Linked DNA regions of Mus musculus: region 2 is linked to region 1. The links are chromatin loops, found by intact Hi-C in ENCODE. Cell type or tissue: gastrocnemius. All regions are shown on one strand. Links, peaks and the distances in the headings refer to the core of each region. The heading gives the core; the rest is flanking DNA.

Region 1 (4,390 bases), core at 159-4,158:
ACTTAAATAACTATTTGGTCCATACAAACTGTTCCCCCTGATACTGCATAACCACAAAAGCTGTCTGATTCAGCCAGGCCCAGTGGCTGATTCAATCACTTCCTTTCATACTTAACACGCTGGCAGCTATTCTACAGGCTCAGCCCTTATATATATTTATGAATATTAGAGAGGTGCATGGACACGTAAATTATGCAAATGGAAATACACAAATATATTTTAGACTAATGTCTTCAAACAATAACTTTATTTACTTAACTGTACCCCCAAAATTAGTGTATAAAATGACAATTGAAAAATAATACACTTTAGAAGGATAATGAAAACTTAGATTCAATCACTACTTCAGTTCCCAGTTCGTGAGACTCAAAAGCACCTAGCTAGGCGCCTATACCACACAAGGCAATCAATAGCAAAGCAAAGCCAGCGCCCCTCTAGGTCACAGTGAAGCACACAAGTACACATGCCCATTCAATTATCACACTATAAAAGGTTCACTCAACACACATGGGCAAATGTTGGCTACCATGGCCACCCATAACAACACTAAACTAACAGGGGATCATAAATAATAAGAACTATGACAATCCCAGGCCTGACCATCTTAAAGCAGCATTTTTTAATGTTTAAAATAATCTTGCCTCTGCCAAATCCCTGCTTGCCTGTTAACCAGGCTGACTCTGTTTATAGAGTTAAGTGAGAGAATATAATGTTTCTAAGGAAAATAAATAATAAACTGACACAGAGTTGCACTTTAAGGCTAATCTGGTTTACTTTACAGCTGCTAGCCAGTAACAGCGACTTTATACAGGAAAAACAAAAATAATCTAACTAGTTTTCTTCTTAGGGAAAAAAAAAAGCAGCATTCACTGTGAATTAATTCATGAAGGTTCTGTGACTGCTCACACTTCTCCTTGGGCTCACGTTCAGAAACAGGTAGTCCAGAACACCCCCACCCCCAAATTAGTCTTCAAGACTGCAAAGTAATTTCTGATCTTGTCAAAGTACCAGTTTTACAACCTTACAATATTAGAGGAGTTATTAAAACTGGAGTGCGGCTTCAATTGTGAGTTACAGGTGAAGGGTGTGCAAGCTGGGAACTTGACATTCGTTTCTAAGGGCTCACACATCAAAGAGAAAGGCACCGAATTACGTGAGGATATTAAAGCAGAAATGGAAACCGGCTTCCAGTAGCTTACTAGAGGCAAATGAGAGTCTATTTAGGGCTAATAACAAACGATCCTCCATACCGCAAAGGGATAGTGAAGAAGGATACTAAGGAAACAAGAGCCTCTTCAAAGAGATGTCCCAGCAAATAGAAATTTTATAAGCCGTGTATTGAAGCCTTTCCACCAGTCTCGCTTTTTTTTTTTCTTCTTTTTTAACCACCGCATTTTAAAGTGAGCTCGGTCCGCATGCCCAAATTAAAACCTGACAAAGGGAAAACAAGAAAAGCGTCCCGCGATCGACCTAGCAGGAGCCACCAAGAAGCCTAAAAGCGGGGTGCCTCCTCGCATAGCGGGCCAAGTGGCAAGAACCTACAAGAGAGCTCGGGAAGTTTTATGGGCACTGACAGTAGACGAGGGAAAGACCGGGACACGGTGAGGGGAAAGGAATCACGGAGCAGCGGCAGAGCCGCGGCGCGCGGCCGACGCGGCAGCTCGCCGAACCCCGAGTCGCCGGCTCGGGACGGGGCTCGACCCAGCAACTTCGCGCCGGCGCCCGTCGCGGGCCTCCCTCTGCCGCCTGTCGCCCGCCGCCCGCCGCCGGCAACCCACCTTCCTTCTCGGCCCGCGCCGCGGCCACCACGAGGGTCATCACCAGGTGCAGCGCTCCCAGGAGGCCCGCGGCTGCGCTCCGAGGACCCCCGCCTCGGCCAGCCGCGGGCTCCAGCCCGGCCGCGGAGGACGTGGAGGCGGCGGCGGCGGCGGCGGCTGCTCCTCCCGCCCGCTTCCCCATCCTGGCGGGCCGGGGGCCGCCGAGCTCGAGGTCCTGCGCGACCCTTCTCCGCGAGGCGACGGCAGCGGCGCGGGAGCCGTGGTCCGGGCTATGGCCGCGGTGCCCGAGGAGAGAGCGGTTGTGGGCCCAGAGCTCGGGCTCCCGGCGTGGGTCTGGGTCGGTGCGTGCGTGGGAGCGAGAGTGTCAGTCACAGTCTCGGCATCGGCATCGCCTACGAAGAGCCGGAACGGAGAGGCCGCGGGTCAGGCACGGCGGGCGGCCATACTGGAAACGGGCAAGGGCCGCGGGCCCCGGCGCTGGCCTCTAAGGGGCGGGGCAGAGCGCAGGGGCCCGCCCCCTCCGTGCCAATACCTGGGCGGCCCGCCGGTTCGCGTGCTCCCCGTGGACTCCGTGAGCTCCGGCTCCTCGCCCCGCCCTCAGAATCACACGGGCTTCACCGACCGGACGGGCCGGGGCGGCCAACCGCACCCTGTCACTGCCGCACGGCCCGGGAGAAGGAGGGAGAGGGACCCGGGCCGGCCAGGAGTTAAGATGGCGGCCGGAGCTTCACGGAGGCAATGACGGCAGTCACGTGGGAGATAGGGTAGCCACGCTGCGCAGCCGCTTTGGTGCGTGGGCGGGGCCCGGCCGCGCCTCCGACGCCGGGACAAACCCGGGTCTAGTGGTACTGCAATGTCCGAGCCTTTCAGAGGGCTGAGTGCGCATCCGGAGCCCAGCGCCGACAGTCCGTGCCAGTGATTTCTCGGGTCGCACCTCTGCCTCTCGGTGGCTTTGACGTGGGAAGTGTTCAGGGTCCGATTCAATTTCTTGCAGTGCTTCCTTAAGAACGGGGGACCCGCCCTCTTTACATTTGTGTCTTCCAAAGCGTACCCAAGAGGGACTTAATGGAACCTTCGTACCTCTTGTTCACAGGAAGCCCTTTTTATGCAGTTTCTTTGCTTGCTTGTATTTGGAAACTTACCATGTGTGTAAAAAGCATTAGTTGGGGCGGGGTGGAGGAACAAGGCGAGGTGTGCCAGAAATCAGACTGGGTTTTCTCTGTCTTGGAATGATCAATATGTTTCTATGCGCATACTCCTTTCAAAGGCCAAAATCAAAGATGGTGTGTCTTAGTCTCCTGTAAGAAGCACCTCATGTCTCCCAGGTTAAAGTTTGAGTGTGTGTGTGTGTTTTTCTGTGTGTCTGTTTGCTCGATACAAGTCTTAATCTAGGCCCTTTGGGGAAGGGGAAGGAAGGATATTGTCACAGTTTGGTAGCCTGGTCACTTCCCCCCAGAGCCTAGCCCCAGAGTCTTTTTTTGCTTTTCTCAGCTTTTGGTTGAGTTAGTCGATCTATTTAAAAGGCCACATTTGCCTATTGCATGTCTTAGAACAAACTAGAAAAGAAAATGGGATTTCAGAAAACCTTTTTTAAAAGGTACTCAACGTTCTTCCTTCTGCTGTCGTCCTGTTTGTGAAGCAAACATGTAAATTAATAATACATTTTGAAGGCGTCCTCACCCCCGATGGCTTTTGGTTTGCCCCCCACCCCCACCCCCAAGGCATTCTCCTTCTGTAGCCTAGGTTGACCTAGAACTCACTGTGAGCCCAGGCTGGAGTGGAACTCATTGTGTTCCTTAAAAGTCAGTAGAATACTGGGATTAGAGGTATATGCCACCATCCCTGACTGCTGTTTTAAAGAACATTAATTTTTTGAATACTAGCACTGAATTTAAGTTAATGGTTTTCAGTGCTGGGTATCCAACCCAGGGCTTAAATTTTCTTCTTAATGTAATGAAATCTCAATAATTATCTCTAAACTGGCTTTTGAAATGTGCCTAAGGTAAGAGATTTATATGGAAGGTTTCTAACACTGGGAGAAATTAAGCCCAAGGAAATGTAAGTGCTTCACTGGGTCATAGTTTAGCTTCCAGGGTGCTGGCAATAGTCCTTCCTCCACTGCCAAACTCGAGGCAAGCAAGTCCCTCCAACCTTGAAAAGTTCACTTCTCTAAAGCAGGCATCAACCACATTCCATATTAACCCTAGGCTCAAAAGCCCCTTGGGAAACAATTTGCATGTGTCATTGGCACTTGAACATATAGGAACATGTTCAGCAGAGGTCAGCTTCTCATGAATCTACTGCCTCTGCAGTGGGCCCTTTTTCTTAACACAAGTTCTTTCCAAGACCCTATACCTAACTGTGTATTTTTGAGCTGTGTTCTTTTTTTTAAATGGCTCCTTGGAATACTTGAACAGGCTTTTACCTGACTCTTTAGAGTCAGCATTTGGGCAGGGGCAGCCCTAACAGGCAAGGTAGTCTTAGGCCGGCCTGTCACTAACACCAATTAAAGAGACAATTAAGTGAAAAGCAGGGCAAGGAGATTTATTCAGTGTGGCCACAGTGGGAAGAGGAGGGTTAAAGGTCCCCAGCCCGCTCTTAGCAGTGTTTAA
Region 2 (4,390 bases), core at 256-4,255, 180 kb after region 1:
GTATTGCCATGGGTCTGTTGTGCTGAGAATGGAGAATGTTAAAGAAATAAAAAATACAGCTCTTAGCTTGCTTCCCCGGAGAAACATGGGTTGATGACCTGCAAGTGAATAGATCTGTGCCCAAATAATAGCCTTTCTCAAGACGTGGTGACAAAACGATGTCATTTGGAATTTTCTTTCTTTAAGCATTTGGCATGCTTCTTCAGCACTGCATTAATATCGGTAATAAAGTTAGCATTTAATGTCCCCTATGACATTGCTTACACATACTTATGTCACATTCATATATAACATCAGTAGAGGCCAAACATCCAGACTATATCATTTGACTCAAATGTCTTTTACAGCAGAACCTGTTTTTTTTTTTTCAGTTGAACATAATTTTTCGCTAGTTTCTAGAACTAAAAATGGATATCTAAGAGATTGCCTCAAACTGAAATTTCTCTTCTTACAGGAACAGCTCAGATACAAGAGTAAGTTCAATTTTGTGACGTTTGATGGTCAGGCAATTGCTTGGCGGGAAAAACTTGCTGAAGTCAATGAAGATAATTTGAAACAGGCTCAGTCGTGGATTAGAGGCATCAAGGTACAATGTGTGCTGTGGTGGACTAGTGTGTGAGAACTAACTATGTCCTTTGTGTTTACTCGGGATAGAAATTACTGAGAAATGGCTTGGGCACCAAGACAGGCGGTGTCTATACATGAACAGTTATTTGGCTACACTGCTCCCATTTATCCGATCTCAGTACCTTAAAGTTTAGACAAGCATCTATTTATAGTCACCATCCCTTGGTATCCATGGGAGATTGATTCCAGGACCTCCCCCGCATCCTATAAGAGCCGCAGATGCTCAAATCCCTAACATAAAATGCTGTGAAATTTGCAGAGAGCCCACACAAAACTTCCCATGCACCCAAAATCATCACTGTACAATTCACAATACCCAGTGCATATAACAGGTGCTTCATTGTATCATTTAGGGAATAAACACAAGGGGGAAAGCCTGTATAGGTTCAAACAGCCATGATGTTTTGTGTGTCTATATTTATGTATGTTACATGTGTGTATATGCAGACCTGTGCACGTGAGTGCAGGCACATGTGTGCCAGGGAGCTCCTGTGGACACTAGAGAACAACCTCGTGTGTTGGCCCTCATCATCACCCTTGCTTTGGACAAGGTTTCTTGGTTATTTTGCTGCTTGCATCCAGCAGGGTAGCCTGTGAGCTTCTATCTTGACGTAGGAGTGCTGGGATTATAGATGCACGAAATTGTACCCAGCACCCAGCTGTTACGAGGCCCGGGCATCCAAACTCAGGTGTTCATCATTTCCAACAGCAAGGACGTTATTCACTGAGCCATTTCCCCAGCCCCAGAGGCAATAGTGTGTGTGAGTGTGTGTGTGTGTGTATGAACACACATACATGCATGAGTCTTCATTCCATGGTTGGTTGGAGTTGTGGGTATGTGACCCTTGGACCAGGTGCGGTGGTTCTCTTTCCAAATCTGTCCTGGGCTCTGACTGCAACTCCGTGATGAAAACAGACCTCAACAGATAATATTCTGGGTACCCAGGCGGGCGTCCAGATCTGTCCCATCTGACACTCTCCCATCACTGTTTGAAAGGTCCAAAGGGGCCGCTGCAGCTGTTCCTAACAGTGACCTTCATTCAGAAGCAATGCACTCTTGGAGACAGACAGGACCGTCTGAGCATTTAAGGCTGAGAGCGAGAAGAGTGGGCTCGGGGAGAGGAGGGCAGACCGATACAGGGAGAGAAGTAATTTCTCAGGTCTGAATTGAGATCTGGAAAGCTGTTGTTTCTTGTCACATGGGCTATCGGGAAGGATTTTCTTTTCCTGAATTTTCTCTCACCTTGAGCTTCCCTTAATTTTGAATGTGCTCCAGAACCATGTTGCATTCCAGATATTTGAGACACCGAAAACTGAGACAGGGCTGTTATAAAGAATTGCTTAAAATAGCTCGCTGTCTAGAGTCCTAGGTTTGCCCTGCAGTCATACCAGACATTACCTGAGCTCCCTGAATCCTGACTGATCAAAGCAGGCCCAGGCAGACACTGGGAGGCCCCAAGATCTTTGGGGATTGCCTTTAAAATGGGAAAAGAAGGAACTGTATTGGTTAAGAAGACAATGCCTTTAAGGAACGGGCCACCTTATCCTAGAATGTAGCGTCAAGGTCAGACTCAACCTGTTAAGGTTCCAGCCTTATCAACGTTCTCTTCCTTTTACATCCTACCAGTAGCAGGAGCTGTGCTATTAGCTGACAGTTTGCTGTACATTCAGTCTCACTGGGTGGAAACATTGTGGGTTGTGCTTGCCTCCCGTTGGCGCTCACTTATTAACTGAAATGTAGGTTTCATTCCGAGCCTGTCAGATGTTCTATCAAGACATTTCCAACGGCTGTATCTCCCCAGTCTCCCCCGGCAGACGGAAGCTTCTTGGTCTTTTTTGGATTTCTGCCACTTTGACGAGAATGAAGAACACTGATGGCATTTTCCAGAATGTTCTTCAGATGTTTGGGTTTGCTGTTGTGGTGGTTGTTATTGTTGTTTGTTTGTTTTGGGTTTGGGCACTGGGGGGTTGAAGCAGGGCCTTGAACATGACAGGCAAGTGTTCTTATTGGACTTCATCCCTAGCTCTTTAAATCTTTCAGTCTGAGCTTAGTGTTGCTAAGTTGCCCAGGCTGGCCTTGAACTTGAAGTCTTCCGGTCTCGATCTCTTCAGTAGCTGGAATTTTGGGTGTTTGCCACTATGCCTGGCTTCTTCTGAGACAGTCCCTTGCTGGGTAGCCCAGGCTGGCTCTGATCCAGCCTCCCACTAGCCTCCTAGGTGTTGAGGAATTGCCACACACAACCTATGCTGACTTATTTTTTTTCCAGAGCCACGCTGTCTTCAGTTTTGCTGTTCTGTTGAGTTTCCCCAACTCTGCTCTTGTGCCGTGTCCTTCTTCACACTTGCTCCGAGTGGGCATCACTCTGCCTCGGGAAGGTTCTTCATTTAGTAGCACAGCTGGCTTCTGGAGGTGTTTCCATGGTTCCAGCATGAACGACCAATGGCACAGATTTCCCCACCAGCACTGTGGGAGTCACAGTCTACAGATTTATGTGTTTTACTTAATTCCCCATAATTTCTAGTAAGTTTTAAATGTCTTGTTTCCTTTTTCTTTTTTTGAGCCACAAATTATTAAAAACCCGCTAATTGATTTCTAAGTGTTGGGAGGTTGTTTTCTCTTTCTTTTCTTTCTTTCTTTCTTTCTTTCTTTCTCTCTCTCTTTCTCTCTCTCTTTCTTTCTTTCTTTCTTTCTCTCTCTCTTTCTCTCTCTCTCTTTCTTTCTTTCTTTTTTTTTTGTTTGTTTTTTGAGACAGGGTTTCTCTGTATAGCCCTGGCTGTCCTGGAACTTACTCTGTAGACCAGGCTGGCCTCGAACTCAGAAATCCGCCTGCCTCTACCTCCCAAGTGCTGGGATTAAAGGCGTGTGCCACCACCACACAGCGTCTATCTTTTTAAAAAAAAGATTTATTTATTTATTTATTTATTTATATATTTATTTGGTTTTTCGAGACGGGGTTTCTCTGTGTAGCCCTGGCTGTCCTGGAACTCACTCTGTAGACCAGGCTGGCCTTGAACTCAGAAATCCGCCTGCCTCTGCCTTCCGAGTGCTGGGATTAAAGGCATGCGCCACCACACCTGGCTTAAAGATTTATTTATTATATGTAAGTACACTGTAGCTGTCTTCAGACACCCCAGAAGAGGGCATCAGACCTCATTAAGGATGGTTGTGAGTCATCATGTGATTGCTGGGATTTGAACTCACAACCTTCAGAAGAGCAGTCAGCACTCTTAACTGCTGAGCCATCTCTCCAGCCCATTGAGAGGTTTTCAAGTTGTCTTCAGCTATTAATCTTGACTCCGTGATGGCCGAAGGCATACTTGGCAAGATTTATTTTCGATATTGTAAATTGTTTTTCATAAAAAATTTAAAACTTAGTAGAAATTATGGAAAATTAAGTAAAACACAGTTAAATTTATAGAATGTTGTTACCACGGTGCTGGGTGTTAGAGAAAATAACCATAATTGGCCATTTCTCTCTCTCTTTTTTTTTTCTTTTTCAGATCTATAACATTTTGCTTTGTGTTTTTTTAAGACTCTATTGTTAGGTCCATATATTTAGAATTTCTGTGTTTGTAGATTGAGCCTTCTACCATTACTTAATGTCCCTTCTTGTCCTTAGTACTTTTCACTGCTCTGAAGTATATGGTGATCCTGGCTTTGTAATACATGCATATCCTGGCACCCAGGAGGCTGAGGCAGGAGGATAATGAGGTAGAAGCCCTCTTAGCTACCTAGCAAGACCTCGTCTCAAAAACAAAAATC

The links. Hi-C counts contacts between places; a loop is a spot of excess contacts. Peaks named below come from ENCODE experiments on the same cell type or tissue, not always from the same donor. Only the 100,000 strongest peaks of a DNase experiment are listed, where the experiment ranks them.
Region 2: a loop joins it to region 1, with 2.5 times the contacts of the local background. A loop is called at or near these places in 1 of 42 quality-filtered maps.

Annotation. Positions count from the first base shown.
Region 1 is chr1:36,937,387-36,941,776 of GRCm38, forward strand. It overlaps Tmem131 (transmembrane protein 131), which reads right to left and starts at 2,141. Exons shown (of 41, transcript NM_018872.2): 1 at 1,779-2,141. The coding sequence starts at 1,959. In gastrocnemius, for the core only: no CTCF peak of the experiment used is centred there; DNase peaks (open chromatin) are centred at 1,783, 2,258 and 2,554; H3K4me3 peaks cover 3,163 bases; H3K27ac peaks cover 3,268 bases.
Region 2 is chr1:37,115,204-37,119,593 of GRCm38, forward strand. Vwa3b (von Willebrand factor A domain containing 3B) reads left to right here. Exons shown (of 28, transcript NM_001370828.1): 12 at 455-586. Among named protein-coding and RNA genes, the nearest start is that of Gm37020, 33 kb to the right of the region's middle. In gastrocnemius, for the core only: a CTCF peak has its summit at 2,259; a DNase peak (open chromatin) is centred at 2,796; H3K4me3 peaks cover 1,697 bases; H3K27ac peaks cover 2,791 bases.